Regions from separate parts of the Homo sapiens genome. Here region 2 is linked to region 1. A link is a loop called in an ENCODE intact Hi-C map of the cell type or tissue named here. Cell type or tissue: B cell. All regions are shown on one strand. Each heading gives the region's core, and the rest is flanking DNA. Links, peaks and the distances in the headings are about the cores only. Region 1 overlaps BACH2 (BACH transcriptional regulator 2). Region 2 overlaps BACH2 (BACH transcriptional regulator 2).

The links. A loop is a pair of places that touch in the nucleus more often than their neighbours do. Peaks named below come from ENCODE experiments on the same cell type or tissue, not always from the same donor. Only the 100,000 strongest peaks of a DNase experiment are listed, where the experiment ranks them.
Region 2: a loop joins it to region 1, with 5 times the contacts of the local background. A loop is called at or near these places in 34 of 110 quality-filtered maps.

What each region holds. Positions count from the first base shown.
Region 1 is chr6:90,277,868-90,290,723 of GRCh38, forward strand. The region is part of intron 1 of BACH2 (BACH transcriptional regulator 2); the gene reads right to left. Among named protein-coding and RNA genes, the nearest start is that of BACH2, 13 kb to the right of the region's middle. RefSeq lists an enhancer at 7,679-8,179. In B cell, for the core only: CTCF peaks have their summits at 9,201 (motif pointing right) and 9,406; DNase peaks (open chromatin) are centred at 8,164, 8,234, 9,214, 10,679 and 1 weaker place; H3K4me3 peaks cover 1,914 bases; H3K27ac peaks cover 4,632 bases.
Region 2 is chr6:89,933,910-89,946,765 of GRCh38, forward strand. BACH2 (BACH transcriptional regulator 2) reads right to left here. Exons shown (of 9, transcript NM_021813.4): 8 at 4,235-4,441. Among named protein-coding and RNA genes, the nearest start is that of GJA10, 46 kb to the left of the region's middle. RefSeq lists an enhancer at 694-1,194. In B cell, for the core only: CTCF peaks have their summits at 6,724 (motif pointing right) and 6,939; a DNase peak (open chromatin) is centred at 6,722.

The DNA.
Region 1 (12,856 bases), core at 7,249-12,248:
AGAATATACAAATGCTGAGCACTACTGCCTGAAATACTAATAATGTACTTATCCGAGAAGCCTTTAAAGTTACATGGTTCTACACAAAATGTTAGTATAAACATAACTGGCAAGATAATATTATCAGTTTTGCCATTTAAAGAACTTCCTAACAATCAAAGATATGCAACATTTATTCTACCCAAAGTTAAAGTGTCCTGCCCTAACCTCTACTTTGAGACACTTGGTAAATAATTTTCGGAAGAGTGTCAAGATACATAATATTATAGGAGACGATGTCAAATATTAAAGCTTCAATAATAAGTGGACTAGAGAATGATTCTACTCACAGCTCACAGTTCAATCCATCTCTTCTTCTCACTGACTTCTCAACCATTCTGTGCTTTTCCATGTTTTCCTCCTTCTTCCCACTCTACCCTGCCTCCTACCTGGCCATGCCCCCTTTCTCTCTGCCCACTGAAATTCTACCCACTCGTCAGTGCCCAGCCAAGGCATTCCTCTGGTGGGACACCCTTCCAGGCCATGGAGACCTTTCCAGGCCGTGGAGACCTTTCCTTCCTTTGAAGCACTTTTTTTAGTGCCTCAACCGTCTGTTTGCAACAGTCTTGGACCTGAGCATTGAACAGCTATGTATCTCTCAAGCCATGATTTAACAACTCATGTGCTCATATCTTGCTTCCCCAGTAGACTATATGTTTTCCCTAAAGGCAGGGACCTGTGTGATACTTATTTTAATCCCCCTTCAATGCTCTGTACATTGTAGATATTAAATGCTTGCTACCCAGTGCTCTACTTTGTGGGTTCAAGAAAGCAGTAATCTCTAAAAGTAGGGCAAAGGTGCAGACTGGGATTTCTTCAAGTAAGTGGATTCTGTCGGTGGCACCTCATCTCTAAAACTCTCTGTTAAGCTCTGATCTTCTTTTCTCTGAGAGCTCTCAATCACTCTAGACTTTAGAGACTAAATCAGCACTTTGAAATCAAAGTATAAGGTGAACCACATATAATTTTAAATTTCTAGTAGCCACATTAAAAAGTAAAAAGGAACAGGCCAAATGTATCTTAATATTTACTAGTTAATCCTATATATGTAAAACATTATCATTTCAACATGTAATCAACATAATAAAAATTATCAAGGAGATATATATCCTTTTTGTTTGAAAGCTGGTGTATATTGCACAGCACATCTCAACCACATTTCATATGCTCAAATGCCACATGTGGCTGATGGCTACCATACTGGACAGACCAGGTTTAGAGTTCAAGCTAGAATATGTGATTTCAAACCATTCTGAAAAAATCTAAAATCGAACAAACGCTATAGGAATATGCAGTAATCTTCCTAAATCTTGCTCTTAAAAAAAAAAGAATACGGCCAGGCACGGTGGCTCATGCCTGTAATCCCAGCACTTTGGGAGGCTGAGGTGGGCGGATCACCTGAGATCAGGAGTTTCAGACCAGCCTGGCCAACATAGGGAAACCCCGTCTCTACTAAAAATACAAAAATTAGCTGGGCACGGCAGCACATGCCTGTAATCGCAGCCACTCAAGAGGCTGAGGCAGGAGAGTCGCTTGAACCCAGGAGGTGGAGGTTGCAGTGAGCCGAGATCATGCCACTGCACTCCAGCCTGGGCGACAGAGCGAGACTCCGTCTCAAAAAAAAAAAAAAAAAGTCTACACTACTTTATCATTTTATAAAGCCCTCTGTCATACATTATCTCATCTAGATGACATACGTACAGCAAACATTAAGCCATAAAGTAGTTTCTTGGTCCTATATACCAAAAGAACACAGACCTGGTAACACACGCTTAAATCAAATAACTCACAGCCTTAAAGAACATCTATTCATGAGACGTTTTCTCCATTTTTACTATACAGTAAAGCATATTTTATCTCTTATTTTAAGTCATTTAAGAACTTTTTATTTTGGAATTTTATGACTAGCCCTTTAAATATTAGTTTTGCTAGGAACATCAAAAGAACAAGTGACTAATTACATAAAGGGGAAAAGATTAAATGAATCATGGATTCCACTTGAACTTCATCAGTTAAAAGGATAATTAGCAAAATATTTAAGGAAAAAGTAAATGAGCTTGTTAGTCATGGCCTTTTGAGGGGAAAAAGGTAAAACTATTTTACTTGCCTGATCTCAGATCTAGAATCTAAAAGATAAAGAGGTATTGTGGAGAATCATTATAAAATACTCAGACTTCAAAGGTTCCCATAAGGTCAAAATATGGACTATGTATAAGAAGAAAAAATATGCTAAATATAAAATCAATGTATTAATGAGATATATTTATTTAAATATCCCTTTTGAGTATTCTTAACAGGTATTCAGAACCCTAATCTGCTTTTGAATTTTCAATGAATATAAAAGAAAAATTTGAAGACATTAATGGAGAATTTTAAAGCAAGAATCTAATCCTGTATGTTAGAAAGAAGAAAATACAACGTTATGTAATATTTTAATTCTTATAGGTGCCCAAATACATAAGCAACCTAACTTTGACATCGGGGGAAACTGGACAAATCCATTTAAAACTAATTTAGCAACAAATACTTACATGGTTCTGTGGACATGTAACATCCCAAGGTGTTTTAAATTGATAATGTCACCATATGAACTGATAATTTTCAGTTGAACATACAGTTTATTCTATAAAATCATTAAATCTTAAGAACCATGAGGGATCTTAGAGACATTTAGCCCAGTGCCTCTCAAATTTTGATGTTTATGTGAGACCCCAGGGGCACCTTGAGAAAGTGCAGATTCAGACTCAGTAGGTGTGGGTGGCCCTGAGACTTCATTTCTAACAAGCTCCAGGTGATGCCGATGCTGCTGGTCCAGGGACCAGGCAGTGGGTATTGTGGCCCCAGTCAAGTCTAAGGGAGGTCCCACAGCCTCTGCTTGGGCATCTCCAGTATCCAGGACTTGAAACCTGCCTCCAAGGGTAGACATTACAGGGAGGGACTTGTATATTACAGAGAGGGAAGCAACAAGGAAAGGCTGCTTCCACTTCTAGTGATGGAAGACACTCTTTCTCTCCCAACATCTCCTCTTCTCCATGTTGAAAATCCCCACTTCCTTTGGCCACTCTTAGAACTGATAGGTTTCCAGACCCCTAAACATCTTTATCACAGAAAATGCTCCCTCTGTGGTGAAAATCTTTCTTAAAATAAATCCCTTGGGACAAGACATAGCATCCCACACATGGGACATCCAGACCTGAGAGTAGTTGAGTGAGAACATTACATTCCCTGATCTAAAGGGGACAGCTCTCTTAATGTGGCCTTAAGGAGGTGTCGCCTTCTGTAAGAATCACACTGCACTGGTGGCTCACAATGTTGTGGAGGAAATAATACCAAGCAAGTGTTCCCATGTGCACTTGAACAATTATTTTTAACTAAAATGTAGCAATTTACAGTTATTTCTATTTAATGTCATCTTGCTACTATAACAACTCACATAAATCCTTTAAAATGTTTACTAATAGGTCACACATATATAAAAAACATAGACAGTTTTTAAAAACAATTAAGAAGAAAGAATATCCTTGGGACCACTGTCCAGGTTGGGAGATAAAACACTGCCAGGACCTCAGAAGCCCCCAGTGAGCCCCTTCTCTATCATACCCACTCCTTCACCTCTGGAGGTAGCTGTTATACTGCTTTTTGTGACAATCATATTAAATCATATTAATTTTCTTTATAGTTTTACCATCTATGTATGTATCCCTAAATAACATATTTAGTTTTGCATGCTTTTGAACTTTACATGAATAGAATCACACTGTATATATTCTTCTATCTTGCTTCTTTCTTTCCATATTGTTTGTAAGATTCATCCATTTTGATGCACTTTTATTTGTTTAACAAACACATATAGAATGTATTGTCTGCCAGTCATTCTCCTAAGCATGTCACAAACATTGACTCATTTAAACTTCCTAACAACACTATCAGGTAGACATCATTTTCCCTGATGTACAGATGAGAAAACTAAGGTACACTGAAGTTCAGAAATTCATCCAAGGTCACACAATAAGTGGCAGAACCAAAATCTGAACCCAGGCACAATCCTTCCTCTTGACCACCAAGAAATGCTGCCTCTCCACACCCTTCTATATGTGGTTATACTAGTTGATTTTTCATTGCCAAATAGTATCACAGTGTATAAATACCTCACAGCAAAATGTGCTGATTCGATTCAATGTTGATGGGCATTTATTTGGGTTGCTTCCAGTTTTTTGCTCTTATGAACAATGCTTCTTTGAATATGTTTGTCCATGTTTTTTCTTTTAAGTTCAGGGGTATGCACATGTACTGGTTTGTTACACAGGTAAACTTGTGTCATGGAGGTATGCTATACAGATTATTTCATCACTCAGGTATTAGGCCTGGTATCCATTAGTTATTTTCCCTGATTCTCTCCCTCTTCCCACCCTCTAATAGGTCTCAGTGTCCGTTGTTCCCCTCTATATGTCCATGCGTTTTCATCATTTAGCTCCCACTTATAAGTGAGAATGTGCAGTTTGGTTTTCTGTTCCTGTGTTAGTCCGCTTAAGGATAATGGCCCCCAGCTCCATCTATGTCCCTGCAAAGGACATGATCTCATTCTTTTTTATGGCTGCATAGTATTCCATGGTGTATGTACCACATTTTCTTTATCCAGTCTATCACTGATGGGCATTTAGGTTGATTACATGTCTTTGCTTATTGTGAATAGTGCCGCAACGAACATACACGTGTATGTGTCTTAGAATAATTTATATTCCTTTGGGTATATGCACAGTAATGAAACTGCTGGGTTGAATGGTATTTCTATCTTTAGGACTTTGAGCAATCATCACAGTCTTCCACAATGGCTGAACTGATTTACACTCCCACCGAGAGTGTGTAAGTGTTCCTTTTTCTCCATAACCTTGCCAGCATCAATTATTTTTTGTTTTGTTCATGTTTCTTAAAGCACATAGGTAATCATTTTTCTTAGGTGTATACCTAGGGGTAAGATGGCTGTGTTGTAAGTTATTTGCAGGTTGAACTTGGTTAGGTAACAGCAAATTGTTTTCCGATATAATTGTACCAAGTTAGACTCCTGTCAACTAAATACAAAAACTCCCATTCATTCACATCCTTACATGGTATTGTCAGGTTTTAAAATTTCTGCCAATCCAGAGAGTGTGTAATCATATGTTACTATGATTTTAATCTGCATGTGTTTGTTTATTAATGAAGCTGAGCATCTTTTTATATATTTACTAGCCAATTGGGTTTCTTCCTTTGTGAAATGCATGTTTAAGAATATGAATGTACAGTATCATTTTTCTTTTTGGTTATCTGGCTTTTTTATTGATTCACATGTGTGCTGAACCAGTATTATTTATGTGCCACAAACGTCTTTACCACTTTGGGCTTGTTTTCTCATTCTCCATAGTTACCACTCAGTGAACAGAAGTCCTACTCACTTTTTTTTCCAACAATAAGTGAAAGACCCCTCATGCTTTTTTTTTTTTCTTTTTTGAGATGGAGTTTCGCTCTGTTGCCCAGGCTGGAGTGCTGTGGTGCGATCTTGGCTCACTGCAAGCTCTGTTTCCTGGGTTCACACCATTCTCCTGCCTCAGCCTCCCGAGCAGCTGGGACTACAGGTGCCTGCCACCATGCCCGGCTAATTTTTTGTATTTTTACTAGAGACAGGGTTTCATCGTTTTAGCCAGGATGGTCCCGATCTCCTGACCTCGTGATCCACCCGCCTCGACCTCCCAAAGTGCTGGGATTACAGGCGTGAGCCACCACACCCGGCCTCCTCATGCATTTTTAACTTTTGAACTATTTTATAAGAATTTTTTAGGTCTGGCCAGGCACGGCGGCTTACACCTATAATCCCAGCACTTAGGGAGGCTGAGGCAGGCAGATCACTTGAGGTCAGGAGTTCGAGACCAGCCTGGCAAACATGGTGAAACCCCATCTCTACTAAGATTACAAAAATTAGCTGGGCATGGTGGCATGTGCCTGTAGTCCAGCTACTCAGGAGGCTGAGCCAGGAGGATCACTTGAACCTGGGAGGTGGAGGGTGCAGTGGGCCGAGATCGCACCACTGCACTCCAGCTTGGGTGACAGGACAAGACTCCATCTCAAAATAAATAAATAAATAAATAAATAAATAAAGCACTTAGAAAGGAAAAGAATTATGTTAAATATACATGTTGGTCTTACAGTCTAGAAATTCAGTTGCTTTGACTATAAAATACAAAAAGCAAAGGCTCTGGGATAAGACCACTGTGATACGAAGCTAAGATAGTGATCTCTGATAGTCTGGCCAAACTGCAGCAAAACCAACCAAAACTAAACAAAAAACAAAAATGTCCCCATATGTAGACATACGGAAATGGGCTGCAAAAAGATGAACGTACACCTGAATTCCTGGTGACATCTGGGCAGCCCCTCAGCAGGTAGCACAGTTCTTCCTGAGCTAGCTGCTCCACTCTGCTGTTTCCTCTGACTCGCATTTTCTGTTAACCTTCCTCTTGGAATCCTTTGACAATGACTCACAGGGTTATGGGGCTACTTAGCAATACCACAGCCCTCCGCAATAGATGCTGTGTAGGAGGGACGCAGCTCAGTGGATTGTAGTCTGCACCAGTATTTTCCTTTCTGCATTCAGGGAGGATTTGCTTTTCAGCCACATTTCCCTCAAACACAGCCCCGACAGGAGATGCTTAGCGCAGAGATTTCTAAACGATGAAATGATCTGAGTTTGGCTCCTTAATCATAATGAAACTAAAAACAGTAAGATGAGAAAACAACAGGGGGATCATCATTCCTACAAAAAACAACTTTATACTTGGGCAAAATCAAGAGATTAAAAAAAAAAAGCTCAAACTAACATTTTCCAACCTTTCACTAAGAGCAAGGGCTAAAACCACATGTTTTGAAGGTCTTGCACTGTGTTATTATTAGAAGTCACAATTCTATTGATACTGATGAGTCATTCGTATCGGCGGAAACCAAGAACTTCCATCAACATCATGTTACACACAGTCACTGTGGCTTTTCTTTATTACTGGTCAAAGCTGCTTCAGAATGCTTATTGAAACTTAAGAAAAAGAAGGCAAACTCCTCAAGGGTGTGCAAAGCTTTCCCTTCCCCAGCTGATCTTACTTTAATCATCCTTTTTCAAGACAGTTTATGATGATTGGATCAACTTGTATCTACAAAAGGAAGTTTATTTAGAAGCCTCAGAAAAGCAACATTTCACACTTTCCGATGAAAATAAGCAAAACTGAACTCTGAAAACAAACAGTGAAACCATCTCTGAAAATACATGCTAGCTTTAAAATGACCTGAGGTCAAGTTTTTTGTTTTGTTTTTTAACCTCAATAACAGGGAACGGATATAAACAAAAGCTGTCATCACTTAGGGACTTCAGCCACATAAAACAATGTCAGGCTAGTCACTTGCACCCTCGCCCCTGCTTCCCTACTCAGGACACACTGCTTTGCACTGAGGGAGAAGTGGGTCAGGTTTCAGTTACGCCAAGAAAGCCTAACTAAGTTAAAGGTTTATGAAAACTCTTTCTGATCTTAGTAGGAAATAACAGCACATTCCCTTTTCATTTATTATCAGCCCCTTTTGCCTCTCCCCTTAAATATTCCCAGAAAAATAAAGTGAAGCAAAAAAAAAGTTTTCCTGAGGCATATCCAGAAATGCTATGAATCTTTATGCAGTCCCTACAAAGGTAGAAATTTGTCCAATTTTCTCCCCTGCAACCAGAAGGCTGTGTCTGGCTGCTGGCAGGAGAAGAGGACCCAGCTCAGCAGTGACCACAGATCTGAAAATAGCCTCCCAGTAGCTAACCAGCCCAGCAGCCCGGAGCTCTCCAAGGGCGGTGCTGGTACTATGGGCAGTTTACAGTGCGGCCAGCTGAGTGCTACAACAGCTGCATGAGTCAGCAAGCACTGCTGGTAGGAAAGTGCTGACATGCTAAATTACTCTCGTGTACTTGAGATGCACACACCTACCTGGCAAAAACAAAAACAGGGTACATGCAAATTAGCAAACGGGAACCTCTCTACGCTTGCAGTTTCTATTTTCCAAGGTTAGACCAAAAATATAAATAATCTATGCCACTGCTCAAAAAGAAGTAACAACTAATAATAATTAATCATGGTAATAAACAACTCACTCTTAGTGTTGCTATGTGTGGAACAGCTGCACTGAAATCTCACGAGCCAGTTAATTTTAACTGGTTTTAATTTTAACTAGATTTAACTGCTTTTCCTCCCTTCTGAAAAATCAAAATAGTTACCATATCGACCACAAGAACTGGTAACAGACAAGCACAGTTCCTGTTTTTCAGAGGGGACTTACTTTCAAACCCACAATATCAACACGCTTAACATAAGTGGAAATTTAAAATGTACTGTTTAATGTGGGAAATTTAAAACCTGTATGCTAATTGAGATCTCATGTGCCAGGCTTTGTCTGACAATGCCTCTCATTCATCTATGTTCTCTCGTTTTATACGGGACCTAAAAATCTGCAGGAACACTGGTTGTCTGGAACTGAGAATACATTTTCCCACAGAAATAGGGCCAGGCCAATGAGCTAGGATTCCTTGATAGTCCGTGAAAATGTCTTGAACTTAAAATATGAGAGGTTAAATTTATAATCTAAAAAGAAAATGATACTACAATGATAGTTCCAAAACCATTTAAAAGAAAATACTCTTGATTAACTGTGTTTGAGGAAATGTCTAACTACAGGAGGATGAAGGGACACAGTCTTCCAAGTGACACTTTCAGACTTCAACTTTAGGGTCATTCTGGTTCTCTAACATGGTTTCAATTGATAGTTTCATTTAAAATGCATAGAATTCTCTTACTTTGGCATAAAGTATTGTTAGAAAAAAAATCTTTATACTTACCGGTTTTAAGTACTGTTTTGTTCTCCAAAAAAAAAATTGAGACTTGGAAAACAAAAAAGGAGGAGAAACAAGTACAAAGAGGGGGTACTAGAGAGAGGGAAACAAATTAAGTCTGGAACAAAGAAAGACACGGAGGTATAACTAAACTGCAAAAACAAAGGAGAGGTAGGAACTAGAGGGCAGTTCCCCGCTAGACAGTGTGTTCCCAGAGAAAGAGGACTCTTCATCATACCCAGCTCTGGAGGTGACAGTGAAGTCCTGCAAGACAGTTCCACAGACTGGCACTAGATGGAGCCATCAACTCAACATAGCATGGTTGCTGGAGAAGGGTATGGTGGGGGAGAGGTGGGACTGAAGGGCGTTGACTCTACAGCCAGGTATTTACCTGCCAACAACTCTATCTAAAATAAGTATAGTTTAATTAATCAACCAACTCTCCTAATGTCCAGATGTCACCACCATGCTGACACCACTATGCTTGTGGTATGTCAAATTGGGACACACCAATTTTGAAATAAATTTATCAATTCAATTTGTATCAATGCAACTGGGGTGGGGAGGTAAGTGAAGTTGGATCCGCTGCTTTTTTTTTCTTCTAAAATTCAACATGCAAAGATAATATAGAATTTCAGGTTCATTGCTACTGAATAACAAAAATCCCTAACCACAAACCAAATGGCTTTCCCTGGAAGCTTTGTTTAAATGTTAAATAACATACCATCTTGCTATAGAGGTTTATGTGATCAACTCCAATGTACGGCAAAAGGCGGGAAATGCTCACTGACAAATGTATTATTAAAAATAATCTTCTCTTTGTATTTTAATACTACTTTGATTTAAATACTGTAATCCATTTGCCTATATTCTCTGCCTAGGGTTGTGTTTATTTATCACGAGCCCTCTCTCCATTCAGAAATGGTCTCCTATCACCAGGTTACCAGTGTGCGAAATTCTATTGTTTTTATCTTTAGGGTTTTACTTCTTTGGCTTTGTCTCCTATTAACATGCTGATGCTTCAGAAAAGTAACACATTAAGTATGCTCAGTTACTTATATATTAGTAAAACTGTGTTCATAAAATCTTTCTCTGAGATTGGTTTTGGAAGGGAAGGACAAGGACTAGTTGAGGGGACTGGGTGGCCAAAAGGTAAGAGAGCATGAAACAAAAAAGTGAGCACAGAAGGAGGATGGGGGAACTGGCTGCAAACCGTGCCTAGCTTCTTTACATCTGGGACACGGACCATCATCCCTGGCACTTATCTTCCCAAGAAAATGTATGAAAAGGAAGGGTTAACTCTGTCTACATTTTCCTCTTGCTGAATGGGTAATAATATCTTTCACAGTTAATTTCATTTTTTTTTCAGTTTGACTCTTCAGGGCTTATTCATTTGCATAATATGGAATCTTGAACCCACATAGATATTCTACAAATCAATGCAAGTAATTCTCACACTAAATCAGCAGCTTTAATTTAAGCTCAACATTGTTTGCATAGAAATCTTTATGCACTCATCTGCTTGATTTTTTAAATCACTTAAAACCTCCAACACTGACACACTAAGCATCTCCCATTTAGCTTTCTCCAAAATTTGAACTAAATGCTGAAAAATAAGCACAGTACTATACATTCATACACTTGATCATTTCCCAAATTGAGCTTCAAATGTGTGCTTAATGTTTCAAGTGGCTCCTGAGAATGATGCTTCTTGACTAAAGATGACAACTTCGGTGTCTGGCCCAGGCAGAGCTGAGTCAGCATTCTAAACAGTGACCCTGCAAACCTGAGGTAATTGGGGGTTACTGCCATACCAACTGCCTGAGTCCTTTAAAACCATTCAAATCTCCAGCTGAGAGTTGCAACATGCTAATCTGGCAAGATAATCTCTTCCTGAAATTGACCAGAATGAGAACAAAGGTTACCTCCTTTTATCTGTTACTGGTAGCTAATATTTCTAATTAGGATTTCTGATGGAATTAGTTCTGAATGAACATCTTCCTCCTTGGTAGAATACTCTACCTCTTACAGGTATAGTTTTTTACCTTTTCCTACCCACCAAAAAAACAAAAAACAAAAAACAAAACGCAAAAAACAAATTCCCTCCACCTAACAAGAGGGTAGGAGTGTGAGTTACAAGTAAACCCTGGAGACAGAGCCATGGTATTTCAGTTATATGCCTAGTACTTCTTTTGCCTTTATATGCATCACTTTTACTTTCCGATCCCTAAATGGACACTAAAACCTAAGGAATGCAATTATTAGAAAGCAGGCCATGTGAAAGACAGGAGATATACTCACTCAGATTTACTGAGAAATTATTTTTTAACTTTAAGATAGATGTCAACAAAACATCCAATATTTTAGAGTGAGATGACCTTTATTTCTACTTCTGGGAACTGCTAAAGAGAGTTCCAACTTCAAATGAAGAAGAAAAGGAAAAGGGAGAGCCATAACATGGTAAGAGAACAGGCCCAAGCATCAGACAGCTAGTGTCCAACTCCAGTTCTACCATTCATTAGCTGAGCGACACCTATGCTGCGGCTTCTAGTGATCACACCTAGCCCTGGGTTGTTCTGAGGATTATGTGAGTTAATATGAGCAGCACACAGAGGAAGCTCTCAATACAAGTTAACTATCATCAAAGAAAAAGAAAATAGAGGGGTGTTAGCATGAAGTATAATCAATTTATTTTAAATAGATGCTGTCAAAATTCCTTAATTTTGCATCTAAGAATGGTCTAAATAAGACGTGTCCAATCTTTTGGCTTCCCTGGGACACACTGGAAGAAGGAGAACTGTCTTGGGCCACACATAAAATACACTCAACACTAATGATACATGATGAGCTGAAACAAGAAAAATAGCAAAAAACAAAAAACAAACAAACAAAAACAAAAACAAAAAACCTTTGTGTTGGTCCGCATTCAACACGCAAGAGGCCTGCTGGCCATGGGTTGGACAAGCTTGGAATAATCTTCGGGCCACAGAGGATGGAGACCCTCTGCTCTGGAGTAGCCAGGGACTTCAGACAGACTATTTAGACTCACTTTTTCACCAAAGGCCCTACACACATCAGCTGACTGGGAGAGAATATCTTTGTAGCTTCTGATCATTCAAATATTGTCAAAACCAACCTAAATATGTTCAAAATAAGAATGTTAACTTGTATTTTTTCCAAGTATGGAAATGAACAGTACTCTTGGCAGTTAACTTCTGTTTTTATCAGGTTCTAAAGACCCAGGTAAATAAATCAATTCTGGACTCTGTATACAGGAACTATTATTTGCCAAAATGGCCCCAGAGGTTCCAGCATGGCTTAGGCAATACTCCAAAGGGCCAAAGATAGTAGTGAATTAATAGGATTAGGAAGCTGGAGAAAAAGTGAATCTCAAGTTTCAGACTGTCCCTGATGGAAGGTCACTCCACAATTCCTCAGGGAGGGCTTCCCCAACCTCCCGACCAGGTTAAATCTGCCCATTAGACACTCTGGTGTATGAAATACTTTCCTTCACGAGCAGTGGGTTATCTGTTACTAACTGATCAGTGCCATTCTTCCTACCAGATGACGTGCTTCATGAGACCAGGGGCCAGGACTGGGTTTGCTCCCCATTAGCACTGTGGTCACTTAACACTATGCCTGCCATGTAAGAGATACTCAGTATATATTTGTTTAATGAATGAATGAGGCATCTGCCTCTAAGCAACAGTATTTCTGGACACTTGGCCCATTTTGCACTATCCACGAGCTTCTGTTGCTTAGAAGAATACAGGATAGGAAAAAAAGAAAAATTGCCAAAAATCTATGGATACTGAAATACTAAGGAAAGATGCTGAGCATGTACATTCACTTTGTTTCCTACTTGTGGAATGGAAATCATCACATTGGGATCTCCCAACTTTAAAATCCGAAGTGAAGGTCTAAGCTGTCTTT
Region 2 (12,856 bases), core at 4,354-9,353, 350 kb before region 1:
CGGGTGGTGGAAGCTGCAGTGAGCGAGATGGTGCCACAGCACTCACCCTGGGTGATACAGTGAGACCCTGTCTCCCCGCACCAAAAAAAAGTTTATTAAAAAAAAAGACAAAAAAAAAGTCATCAACAATTTCCTGTCGTTGCCTAACATACGGAGTTTCATATAGAACCCAGTATCAGCAGGCTCTCTGGCCTTGGTAGCAGAGCAGACTGAACAGGAGGGACCCTCCCTAGGACAGCTGGGAAAAGTGCAGTCTGGAGCAGCGATTCTCCCCGACTTGGGAAGGGAGAAGTAAGGATGGAGCCTGAACCCTTGAGTACTAGCCCAAGGTTCTGAGATGTTCTTCTCCTTAAACAAAATCCTACACATGCTCCTGTGTTACTGAAATTCACCATCCCAATAGAGAGGTGACTTCAGCAGCAGACTGGAGACTAATTAAGGTTTTACCATCAACATTTGTGAGAAGGGGGCTGGGCATGGTGGGTCATGCCTGTAATCCCAGCACTTTGCGGCTGAGATGGGCAGATCACTTGAGGTCAGGAGTTCGAGACCAGCCTGGCCAACATGGTGAAACCCTGTCTTTACTAAAAATACAAAAAATTAGCTGGGTGTGTTGGTGCGTGCTTATAATCCCAGCTACTTAGGCGGCTGGGACATGAGAATTGCTTGAATCCGGGAGGTGGAGGTTGCAGTGAGCCGAGATTGCACCACTGCACTCCAGTCTGGGCGACAGAGCGAGACTTTGTCTCAAAAAAAAGAAAAAAAAATTGCGTGAGGGTGAGGGGAGGAGATGGGGTTCCATGAGGCACACACAATGAAGTGGATGAAGAAAAGGGGCATCTGAAGCAGCATGAAGTCAGTTCTCACCAACCCTTTGCAAGCGCAGGCAGGAGAAGAGGACGGGAGAGAAAATGAAGAGGAGAAAGGGAGGAGCAGGCATGCGACACGCACAAGGAACAGGTCTCCGACACGGGAGCTGCATGTGCCGTAACATGAATGCAATCTGGCAGGCGGCGTGGGCATGTGTGTCGGAAAGAGAGATTTACACCGGGAAAGGGCACCTCCTAAAATATTTATAAATTTATCAAGAAAATATGTTTTAAAAATGAAAAATAAACAGATGTACAAGTGCAACTTGAGAGAAATACATTATGCGAGTTTGCAACAGCTGAGTGGCGGGTGTGTGGGAGACGGCGTGGGAGTGGGGAGTGAGTGCAGGGCCTGCTGGGGACCGGGCAGGGCAGGGAGGGACTTGGGGAGAGGTGGAAGCTGCTCCGCCCACCAGCGCCATCCCTGTCAGGACATAGCATCCTCACCACAGGGTGGCAGATAAGAAACAAAACACATCTGGGATGTCTCCTTAGGGAAAAAACTTATATGGGTGGCTGTGCAACCTGGAGCTCTCCCCTTTTAGTACAGAAATCTGCAATGTGAGGGGCAATACTGCTTGGGCGCTGGGAGAGGAACCCCAGGATCATTCTGCCACATTACCCCGGCCAAAGCACGGACCCCTCCAGGCCTACTCATCTGTTAAATGTTCCAGGCCACTTTCTAGGGGGAAGAAAATGAGGTGCCGCGTGTGACAGCAGCAGGGGAAGGCATTGCAAATCATGCCTTGGTTAAAACCATGAAGCTCTCAGTCACAGACGTACACTGATGAATGTGTTCTTATTCGGCACTGAAACACAACGTGTTATTTAAGGGGATGCCAAAAAGTGGTTGGAGAACTAGATGATGCTCTAATTTGGTTTTTTGGTTGAAAAATGCTAGCAAAGCGCTTTAGATATCTGCCTGGTCTGTGGCTTGGAATTTATTTGTTCAGTATCACAAAATTACACTAAGCAGAATGCAAATTACCAAAACCAGGCATTTCTCAAATGTGGGTGACTGAAGTTATTTTACTACCTTAAGAGGAGTGCAGGGCACTATAGACATGTGCCTAGGCCCCTGTAGACTCACACCCAGTGGACTTAACTACCTAAGCCCAGCAGGCTTTCAGAAGACCCACACTCACCAGCAGGAATGTCGTCTCCTTATGTGATTTAAATTAAATTTTGTTGTTTAACGACATTAAACATGTTAAAGCAATATTTGAAAGAAAGAAGAAACTCATAATCCCCTGAACTGAATAGTCACAATGTCCAGCGAATTTTAGGGCAATAGACATTTTCTGGGCGCCAGCAATGGGTCCAACACTGGATATTCAGAGATGATCAAGTCACTGTCCTTGTCCTTGAGGAACTGACAGTTGAGGGCTGGGGAGACAGACAAATGTATAGATAACTCAAGAGTAAGTGATAAGCACTAAGCCAGAGGTCAGATCAGGCTTCCACAGGCAGGTGCCCAGCCTAACTGGGGACTCAGGAAAGGGGCTTCCTAGAGAGGTGATGCATAACCTGACTCATTCATTCATTTAGAGATGGGGTCTTGCTATATTGCCCAGGCTAGTCTCAAACTTGTGGCCTCAAGTGATCCTCCTGCCTCAGCCTCCCAAAGTACTGCGATTACAGGTGTGAGCCATGGTGCCCAGCCATGACCTGACTCTTAAAGAACAAAGGAGATAGAAAAAGTGGAGGAATGTCCAAGGCAGAGAGGAAGTGGCATAGGCACAAGTGCAGAGTTTGATTTTATCAGGGATCAAGTCCTAGGAAGGGAGTGGATGGTGACACTGGAGAGGTAGCTACAGACTGGAACACAAATGGCAGGAGATATCCTACTAAGAAGCTTGGACTTTCTTTGTTGGTGATGGGAGCTGCTAAACACAGACATTTTCCCTGGTGGTGAGTGTCAAAGAAACCCACAAAACAACAACAACAACAATAACAAAAAACCCTGACGTCCAGGGCTATCTTGATAACATATAACATCCTGTGCTTTTCTAACATTTCATCCTTGTGCTTTCGTTCTCATTAGCTGGTGGCTCACCATGAGGCCAGGAGGTGCTGCAAACAGTCTGAGGAGCCACACTTAGATCATGACCATACCATGTGGCCTCCCTCTTCTTCAGCCTGACACAGACATGGCACCTGAGATGAGTTTCTGTTATTTGGTGGCAGAAAGGTGGAGCTGAAGGAGGTTGAGTTGGTTGTCTTCAAAGCTACAGTCAGGAGCCAGAGGTCACCTGGATTTACTTTCTGTAGTTTATGGTTGCTTATCAAGGAGAAGGGGCGGGGGCACATAGCTCTGAGTATGGGGGAGCCTGGGAGACGGGAGTTTGTTTTCTGTGACAAAACACTCTCAGGCACAGGGATGGCGATGACAGCCACCTTGAGGCAGAACTGCAAAAGAAAGGACCCTGGGCCTGCAAAGAATGTCAGGAGATCATCTCCTGAGCAATGGCCCCTCTGCAGGTAGGCGTCCTATCTCTATTCCATTCTCTTCTGCCAGGAGGCAGGAGAAAGCAGTGGTACAAGACACGATTTGGAATCAGACACCTGGGTTTGCATTCAAGTTCTACCAAGTACTGGGAAGTTTTCCAGCCCTTCTGCAGTTCCCTCCTCTGTAAATGGGGATAAAGGAGTGCCTGAGTCATAGCGTTCATGTGAGGATTAAATGGGATCATCCATAAAAACAGTTTAGAAGAATACCTGGACCATAGATGCTCATAATCAACATCAGTTATTTATTCATTTTTTTTTGAGACAGGGTTTCACTCTATCACCCAGGCTGGAATGCAGTGGCGTGATCTCCACTCACTGCAACCTTCACTTCCCCTGCTCAAGTGATTATCCTGCCTCAGCCTCCCGAATAGCTGGGACTACAGGCACGTGCTGCCATGCCCGGCTAATTTTTTGTATCTTTAGTAGAGACAGGGTTTCTCCATGTTGGTCAGGCTGGTTTCAAACTCCTGACCTCAAGTGATCCACCCGCCTTGGCCTTTCAAAGTGCTAGGATTACAGGCGTGAGCCACCACATCTGGCCAACATCAGTTATTTTCACATGTTGGATGGAAAATAAAAAATAACTACCTCTATATGAATAATGACTGAAGGATATAAAATATTGACACACTATTACACACCTGCGCGCATGCATGCGCGTGCAGACACACAAACACACACACACACACGCACAGATGTAAAGCTATTATTTCTGTTGAGAAACTTCTTAAAAAATAAACCCAAACTTCCGCAAAGGGTGACCCTTCTGTCTACTTTTCCAACTTTCATTGCTGTTACTTTACATTAGTCCTGGTCACTTCAGGTTGCTGATCACAATGGATGGGTCAACTCACCAATTTGCGGATTTCACATTCTAAATTCTGAATACAGTCCAGTTTCCTTTTGCGGCAGCGCTGGGCCGCGATGCGGTTCTTGCTGCGCCGTCGGACATCATGAATAAACTCTAACTGTTCTGAGGTTAGCTTGTGCATTTTAATCATCATCTGGAAATCGTTCCTTGGAAGATCTGTGATTTGATCTACAGGAAAAGGAAGTTTTACCTGAAACCAAGAATAACAGAAAATGATTATGGCAGCTGGATTTTAATTCTGGCAGGCGGAACATCAAAAATGATAAAACCTCCTTTTTATGATGACCAAGTAATATGGAAACTACTGAAAGCAAGCAGTGATTACTTATTTCCTGTTTAAAGACAGATAAGATGTAATAATACCTGGATAATCAAACAGAATAAGAACACATATATTGCAATGTTATTGTCTCTGAGATTTTTGAAGCAAATGACATGAACAATATTGGAAAATGTGTCATTTTTCATTGATGTAGCACTTTTGTAAGAAAGATTCTAGTTAGTTGAAATGTACTTCCATAAGACCTACAGCCTAACTCAATAAAATGACAAGTTATAGGGAGATACCACATAAGGACATATCTAAAGCCCCTGAATGAAGAGAGCCCCATGTATCCTGAAAATGCTGGAGACACAAAAAACCCAGTGTGATTCTTAGTTACAATAGCATATGGGAGATAGGAGGAGATAACTTGGATAGGCTTCACTAGCATATAGTAGGAGTCAAAAGAACCGGGCTTTCATCCTTCTCACCAGACATGAGACCTCAGGCTAGCTACTCCACCTCTCTGAGATTCAATTTCCTCATCTGAAAAATAGGGCATTTTAAAAAAGCCGTACAGTGCTATACAAGTGTTGGGCACTTTGGGAATTTATTTTCCAATTTTACAATGAAATGTTGACATTCCTTTATCAAAAGGTGAGATGCATTTTTCCTGCCTTTTGACCAACAGAATGCAGCAGTAGTAATGGTGTATAGTTTCTGAGGCTAGGTCGAAAATTAGCTGCCATGCCTCGAGGACATTCAAGCAGCTCTGTGGAGAGGCCCATGTGGAGAGGGGCTGATGCCTCTAGTCAACAACCAGCATCACCTTGCCAGTCATGTGAACAAGCCACCCTGGAAAGATTCTCTAGCCCCAGTCAAACCTTCAGTTGAGTGTAGCCCCAGCCAACATCTGACTTCACCTTATGAGAGATCTTCAGCCCAAACTGCTCAGATGGGCAACTCCTGAATTCCTGACTCACATTCACATTTCTCATAGAAACTGTAAGAGGTGTTAAGTGATTACTATTGTTTTAGGTCATTAAGTTTTGGGGTGATTTATTATGCAACAATAGACATTGGATGCAGGTACTTGCCAGCAAAATTCCAAATCTTGACAAATTCCAATTCTTGACAAATCAAGGCAAATAAGCATTATCTAAAGCGAGGACAGCAGTCTCCTGAAGGATGGGTTTGTATCCTTACTATGTTGTTAAATGATTGCTTATATTTCTTTTTTTTTTTTTTTTTTTTTTTTTTGAGACAGGGTCTTGCTCTGTTACTCAGGCTGGAGTGGAGTGTTATGATCACAGCTCACTGTAGCCTTAACCTCCTGGGCTCAAGCAATCCTCTTGCCTTGGCCTCCCAAGTAGCTGGGACAACCCTGCCCAGTTAATTAAATTTTTTTTTTTTTTTTTTTTTTGTAGAGATGAGGTCTTGCGCCACAGAGAAGGGGAAAAAAAGAGATGAAGTCTCACAATGTTGCCCAGGCTGGTTTCAAACTCCTGGGCTCAAGTGATTCTCCCTACTCAGCCTCCCAAAGTGTTGGTATTACAGGTGGGAGCCACTATTCCTGGCCTGAAATATTTCTTTTCTTTTTTCTTTTGAGATGGAGTCTCGGTCTGTCACCCAGGCTGGAGTAGAGTGGCACGATTTTGACTCACGGCAAACTCCACCTCCCTGGTTCAAGCGATTCTCCTGCCTCACCTCCTGAGTAGCTGGGATTGCAGGTGTGCACCACCATGCCCAGCTAATTTTTGTATTTTCAGTAGAGATGCGGTTTTGCCATGTTGGCCAGGCTGGTCTTGAACTCCTGGTCTCAAGTGATCCGCCCGCCTTGGCCTCCCAAAATGCTGGGCTTACAGGGGTGAACCATGGTGCCTGGCCTGAAATATTTCTTAAGAATAGCAACCAGTGAAAAAGACTGCATGAAAGAGCCCCAAGTGCGGAAGGTGAGCAGCAAACCACTACTCTATCTCAAGAGCCTCCTTGGCACCCATGAGGTGACACAGGCTTGCACCTTTGAGCAGTTTGTCACTCCCCTTCCCGAGGCTCTTGGGGATTCAGCAGCTTCTGGGTTCAGTCTGGTCCTGCTTCAGAAGCTCCTGGAATAAAAAGGTTGTGTGCTGCCAGGCTAAGAGACAACGTGTGGGTTAGCTCAGATTGCTTCATTCTTGTTTACATTCACGTCTGCTCCGGATGAGCCAGCAGATGGCACTACAAACCTAAACTTCCTTCAAGCACTAGCCCAGCCCTGTCTAATACAAACAATACGAGCTACATTTGTGATTTTAAATTTTCCAGCAGCTACATTAAAAGAAGTAAAAAGAAACAGGTGAAATGAGTTTGAATACTGTATGTTATTTAACCCAATAGATAAAAATACTTCCAACATATAGCTAATATAATTATTAATGAGATAGTTTACAGTTTTTTTTTTTTTTGTGCTAAACTTTCCAAATCCAAAGCACATTTTATCCTTACAGCACATCATAATTCAGACTAGCCACTTTCAGGGGCTCAACAGCCACGTGCAGCATGAGGCAAATGGACTGGACAGTGCCACTCTAGGAGACAGAATAAATGGACTCAATGAATCCCAGCAGCCAGAAAAACATATGGGTCTGGGCTGAACTGATCAAAATGCTCTTGGGTGAAGAAACCAACCCCTCGATAGTGTTCAGATGCTGCAGGGTTAAGTCTGTGTTCTTCAAGGGAGTGAGGATGAAGACATTTGATCCTGAGCCCAGGTTTCTCTTTGGTTACATCATTTGCAGGCAGACACGAGTCCCGGCTGCCGGCATGTGTGGCTAGTCAATTCCCGTGCACAAAGGCAAATGTACAAAATGATCATTTGACTTTTCTGTGGTTGGGTGCAAGCTCTTTGTCAGGTTCCATCACAGCTCCGAGCTTGTGCAGTGTGGCATTTACTGAAGGTTCCCAGCAGGTGATCTGATTCAACTTCTACCTGGTGAGCTCTGTCCCATGACACCTGTAAAATTTTGGTCCAAGAAAGCAAAATCGCAGTAGGGCCCATGACACCACTGTCGGCTTGGCCCTGCTCCGACTGCTAAAGACAGGCAGCCAGGACAAACAGTTCCTTGTTATGGGCTCGGGAAAGGCCTTTGTGCACGGGGCTGTGTTTGCACAGGGCTTCTAATGATATGAAAGAATGTTTGATTTCCCTCTTATACCCGTTGGATAACAAACACACTCAGATCCTGCACGGTGTCTCCGGAACACAGAGGTCTGTCTGTTGGAGATGTGGATGTTCCAACACAGCAGAGGTGGTGGCGCTTTGGGGGCTTGTGGAGTTTTCCCTCTGATGACAACAAAGCCATTCTGCTTCTGCTCTAAATGTGTTTACTTACTCTCAGAAAGAAGATATCCCTATAGTTCAGGCCACAGGGAAAGTCAAAAGGATGTCTATACCAAGAGCTACTGTATTTAAATCATCCAGACAGTGAATATAAAACACTAGGGGAATAGGAGGGAGAGTTGCCAAGAAAAAGAAAAAAATCACCAATGCTAGTTTCAAAGTCCTTGAGACAAAAAGCCATACAACACTTCAGCAGAGCTGCTGCAACACAATCTGCTTTTTAAAGAGGGTCAGAGGAAAAGGTAATGGGTCAACTATAGACTTTCTCCCAGGTGAAAAAAACCCCAACTCACTCTTGTTTCTCTTTACAAGTCTTGGTTCCCCCTCTAGCAAGGGAGGACTTATGTTCACTGACATGCGGGGGTCTCTGAGGTGTTCTCAGACAGGCACCGGGTCGGGGTGGGTGGGAACTTGACCACATCCAAGTTGTTTCTTGAGTAATAAGTTCCAAGCCAAGAACATCTTGTCTGGAAATAAGGAGTAGCCACTGACTGTTTGGTCCCGTGGAGGACATGCCTCTCCCAGGCTCTCGGCACTCAAAACATTCCTCAAATGGGGCTGAGGAGTCAGAGAAGGCCAACAGACCTTGGAAAGCGGAAACACATCAAGAAGGTTGAGGCCCACCTCTTTTCCTTCTAGATAATTATTCTGAGCCAAACAGGCCCAGTTGGGCTTAACATCTTATTAACTGTCCCTCCACACACTTGCTCCTCCAGGATCTCACTTCCCAGCAGTGGCTTGGTTTCCTAAAGAGTCCCAACAGCCAATGTGATGAGGTGAAGAGTCCTGTGGACTGTCGCCATCCCCACTAGTTATACTCAGCCACCCACACACAGCTCCGGACACACAGGCTGCATATAAGGGGAAGGGCACGAGGGATTCATGGGCGCCACTCTTTAGCCAGGGGTCTACCACTTTGGTTCTCAGTGGAGAATCGGAGAATCAGGGCAGCCACTGAGTCAGCAGGCCAAGGGCCAAACAGGGCACCAGAGGCCTGTGCCACAGTTGGCACAATAAGCTGCTGTTGATTTTATTCAGCCCAGCAAAGTGTTGACTCTTCCCCCTCTGGAACACGACAGGAGCAGCAGGACCGAGGTGGGTTTTTAGCACGGTACCTGCCCTGTCCTGCTAAGCACGGCTATAGGAGGGTTAGTTCTTCTGGAGATTCCAGCTTTACACATTTTTTTTCTTTTAAAGACAGGGTCTCGCTCTGTTGCCTAGGCTGGTCTCAAACTCCTGGCCTCAAGCTATCTTCCTTCCTTGGCCTCCCAAACTGTTGGGATTATAGGAGTGAGCCACCACGCCTGGCTAGGCTCCAGCTCCTGAGCAGTCAGTAAAATGGATAGTCCCTGCAGTGTGTCCAGGGATTCTTAGGTCCAGGTGTGACATCTGGACAGTGCATGGAACCTACATATGTCTCCTTGCATGCTGTCTGCACCAACGAGGCAGAGGGGAGGCTGTAGGCTGGGCCCTGGAATGCCGGTGCTTCCTTCTCACCAAACAGAAATCGGCTGCTTTATTTCTCTTCCCTGCCAACAGCCACGACCATTCTTCAGCCTAAACCATCATCCCCTTCCTCCCAGTTAAAAGGAAACATTGAAAAATTATATAAGTATTATATAATTATAGATTATTCTGTAAGTATTATATAAAAATTACATATTATATAAATATAGCTTTCATAAAATATAAGACAAAAGAAGGGAAAAAAAATTCTCATCCCCAAATGATGACTCTCTTGCTCTGGTAGATTTCCCCGTGATCTTTGTTTTCTCTGCATCTTTTTTAGGAGTTGCAATCAAGTGGTGCTGTATCTATCTCACCCAACAAACATTTCGCTTGCCTAGTGTCTCTGCTTTGCTGGGTGAAGTTTACTGGAAAAGCAGGAAAGTAGCTGCAAATTTTGCAGAAAAAGCCAGAAACAAATATTTCCTGTAGAAATCTCAGTGGAAGACTAGTTTGTTAATATTTTTTCCTACTTCATTTCTTGGTTTTATTACCAGATGTTGATTGAAACCCATGGGAGTAGGGTCACATTAGCATGATACCCTGAGACACTGATGGTGTGGTCAGCTCTCCGAAGTCTTTAACGCCTGTACTCTGAGGAGACCCTCAGATCCCAGGGAGCTGTCGAGGGAGGAAGCAATATGCCCATTGGAGATGATTCCAGTGCTGCTGGAACCAGGACAGCCAGCTCAGTGCTGGGCAGATGGCAATGACAAAATCTCCCCTCCCAGGTGAAGAAATGTTTCTCGCGCAATTGTCCTTCCACGCCCTCTTCTCATGGTCCAGTTTCTAGCACAAATATGGGACACCTGGGATTCAGTTGTGATACGTCAATTAATTAGTTGTGTGATCTCAGGCAAGTCTTCATTCTGTCTGTCCCAAAGTTCTTGGAGGATCTAGGAGTCACAGGGCGATAACGCCTGCCCTACTTAGCTTACAGGGTTGCTATGAAGAATACAACTGGATGACAGGTGGAGAAAGTGCCTGGGAAAGTTTCAACTGCCTGATAGATACAAGGTATTATTATTTCTGTTTATTAGCCCTATCTATCTCTGTCACATGGTTTCGTCTTACAGACATGTGCTTTGGAATTCCAGACACTTACAATGTTCTAGACAACATAAAAACACTGTTTTAATTAGAAATATGGCTGATTTCTATGCTGCCCAGCAAGGTTTCTTTTTATTAAGCAGACCAATTACAGACACTTCTAAAAACTTGCCTGATTCACCAAACCACAAAAATGATTGTGAAAATTTTACATACAACATGTGTCTCAAAGTCAGCATTGGGGTGGGAAGAGTTAGAGTCAGATGGCTCTTCTATTCTGTACCATTTCCATGTTTTCTCTGGACTTTATCTCTCTCTTCCCTTCTCTCTCTCTCTCTCCCGCCCCCTGCCTGCCCCCAACACACTCTCTTACTCTCATACACTTTTATCTCTCTCAGTGTAAAACATGTTAATAAAGCAAGTCCAAAAATCCATACTTTTGACTGTGCAAAGAAACTCTCTGTGGTGCTTCTTTACTAAAATCTACAATTAAGTAGAAATGGTCCAGTTACAAAGCTGTCTTACTAAGAGGCTTACTACTTTGGAAAATGACTGTAATTTTCTATAATTTCCAACATCTAAAAACAAACCTATAAACCATAATGAGATAAACCATAACTACTCACACCCACTAGAGGGCACTAACAAAAAAGATGGGCAATAACAAGTGTTGGCGAGGATGCAGAGAAACTGGATCCTTGATACACTGCTGGTGGGAATTTGAAATGGTATAGCCACTTTGGAAACAGTCTAGTAGCTCCTCAAAAGGTTAAATACAAAGTTATATGATTTAGCAGTTCCACTCCTAGGAATATTATGGAAATAACTGAAAACATGTCTTAAAAACAACTTGTACTCAAATGCTCACAGCAGCATTATTTATAATAGCCCCAAAGTGGAAACAACCCACATGGCCCTCAACCAATGAACAACAAAATGTGGTATTAGTCAACAAAATGGATCAACATTATGGAATATTACTCAGGAATTAAAAGCAACAAAGTACTAATACATGACAATATACCTGGTGAGTACATCAATGGCAAGGGTAAACCTTCAAAGCATTATGCTAAAGTGAAAGGAGCTAGACACAGAAGGCCACATCTTGCAAGATTCTATTTATACAAATGCCCCAAACAAGTACATCTACAGAGATAGAAGGTAGATTACTGGTTGCCTGGGGCTGAGGGGAGTGGGCAATGAGGAGTAACTGCTAATAGGTACAGCATTTCCTTTTAGGGTGGTGAAAATGTTTTAGAATTACATAGTGGTGATGGTTGTACAACATTGTGGATATATCAACAACCACTGAATTGTTCATCTTAGTAGGGTGGATTTTATGATATGGGAATTATGTCTTAATTTAAAAAATAAACCTGTGCAAGATAGACATACATAAAATTCAAACATTACAGACATACATAGAAATGAAACTTTCCCTACACTCCTCTCCAACGGTGCTCCCAGTTTTTTCTTATTCTCTATGCTGATTTTATTTATATGGTGTGTATATTTAGGAAACAAACTAGGACCTTGTGCATACTGCTTTGTGATTTTCACTTATGTGACTTGTTCATTTTTTTTTACTGGAAGAGAAAAATTCCCAACCTGACTTCTTAAGGAATATAGCAAATCCAGAAGTCATAAAGAAAAAGACTTATACCTTGACTACATAAAACTAATATTTTTTTATATGGGAAAAGGTACAATAAATAAAGAAGCAGACTAAGGGAATATCTAAGCAACATTTATGAGAAAGGGTTAATATTCCTAATATTAGGGATTAAGATTCCTACATGTTGATTTAAAGTTAAACAATACAAAAGAAAAATAGGCAAAGAGGTAAACCAGCAATTCACAGGAAAGGAAATATAAATGTTCAATACACATAAAACAAGATGTCAGCCTCATTAGTAGTCACCATTTTTTTGCCCATCAAATTGGCAAAAATTAAAAAGACTGGTGACAACTAGTATGGGCAAGAATAGGGGAAATTGGACACTCTAAGTTGCTGATGAATATGTGAATTGCTACAACATTTTGGGTAGGTCATTAGGTAGTATTTAATAAATGGGCACAACCTTTAGCCCATCTTTGAAACTAACCCACAAAAATAAATGCACCACTACTAACAGTAGGGTCACAAAATGTTTATTGCAGCAATGTTTATCAGAGGGAAAAACTGAAAACAACTGAAATGTCTGGTGATAAGTGACAGCTGAATGAACTACGATTTACGAGAACGAGAGATATTGGAGAAACATGTCTTGGCCCTGTGTGATCGACCTACAGCCACGTGCATGGTAGACAGCTACGTGAAAAAAGGAAGCTGCTAACTCTACAACATAATGCCATTAAAATAAAACCCAAACCCATAGAGAGGTGAATATATATTTGTATATTGTTGT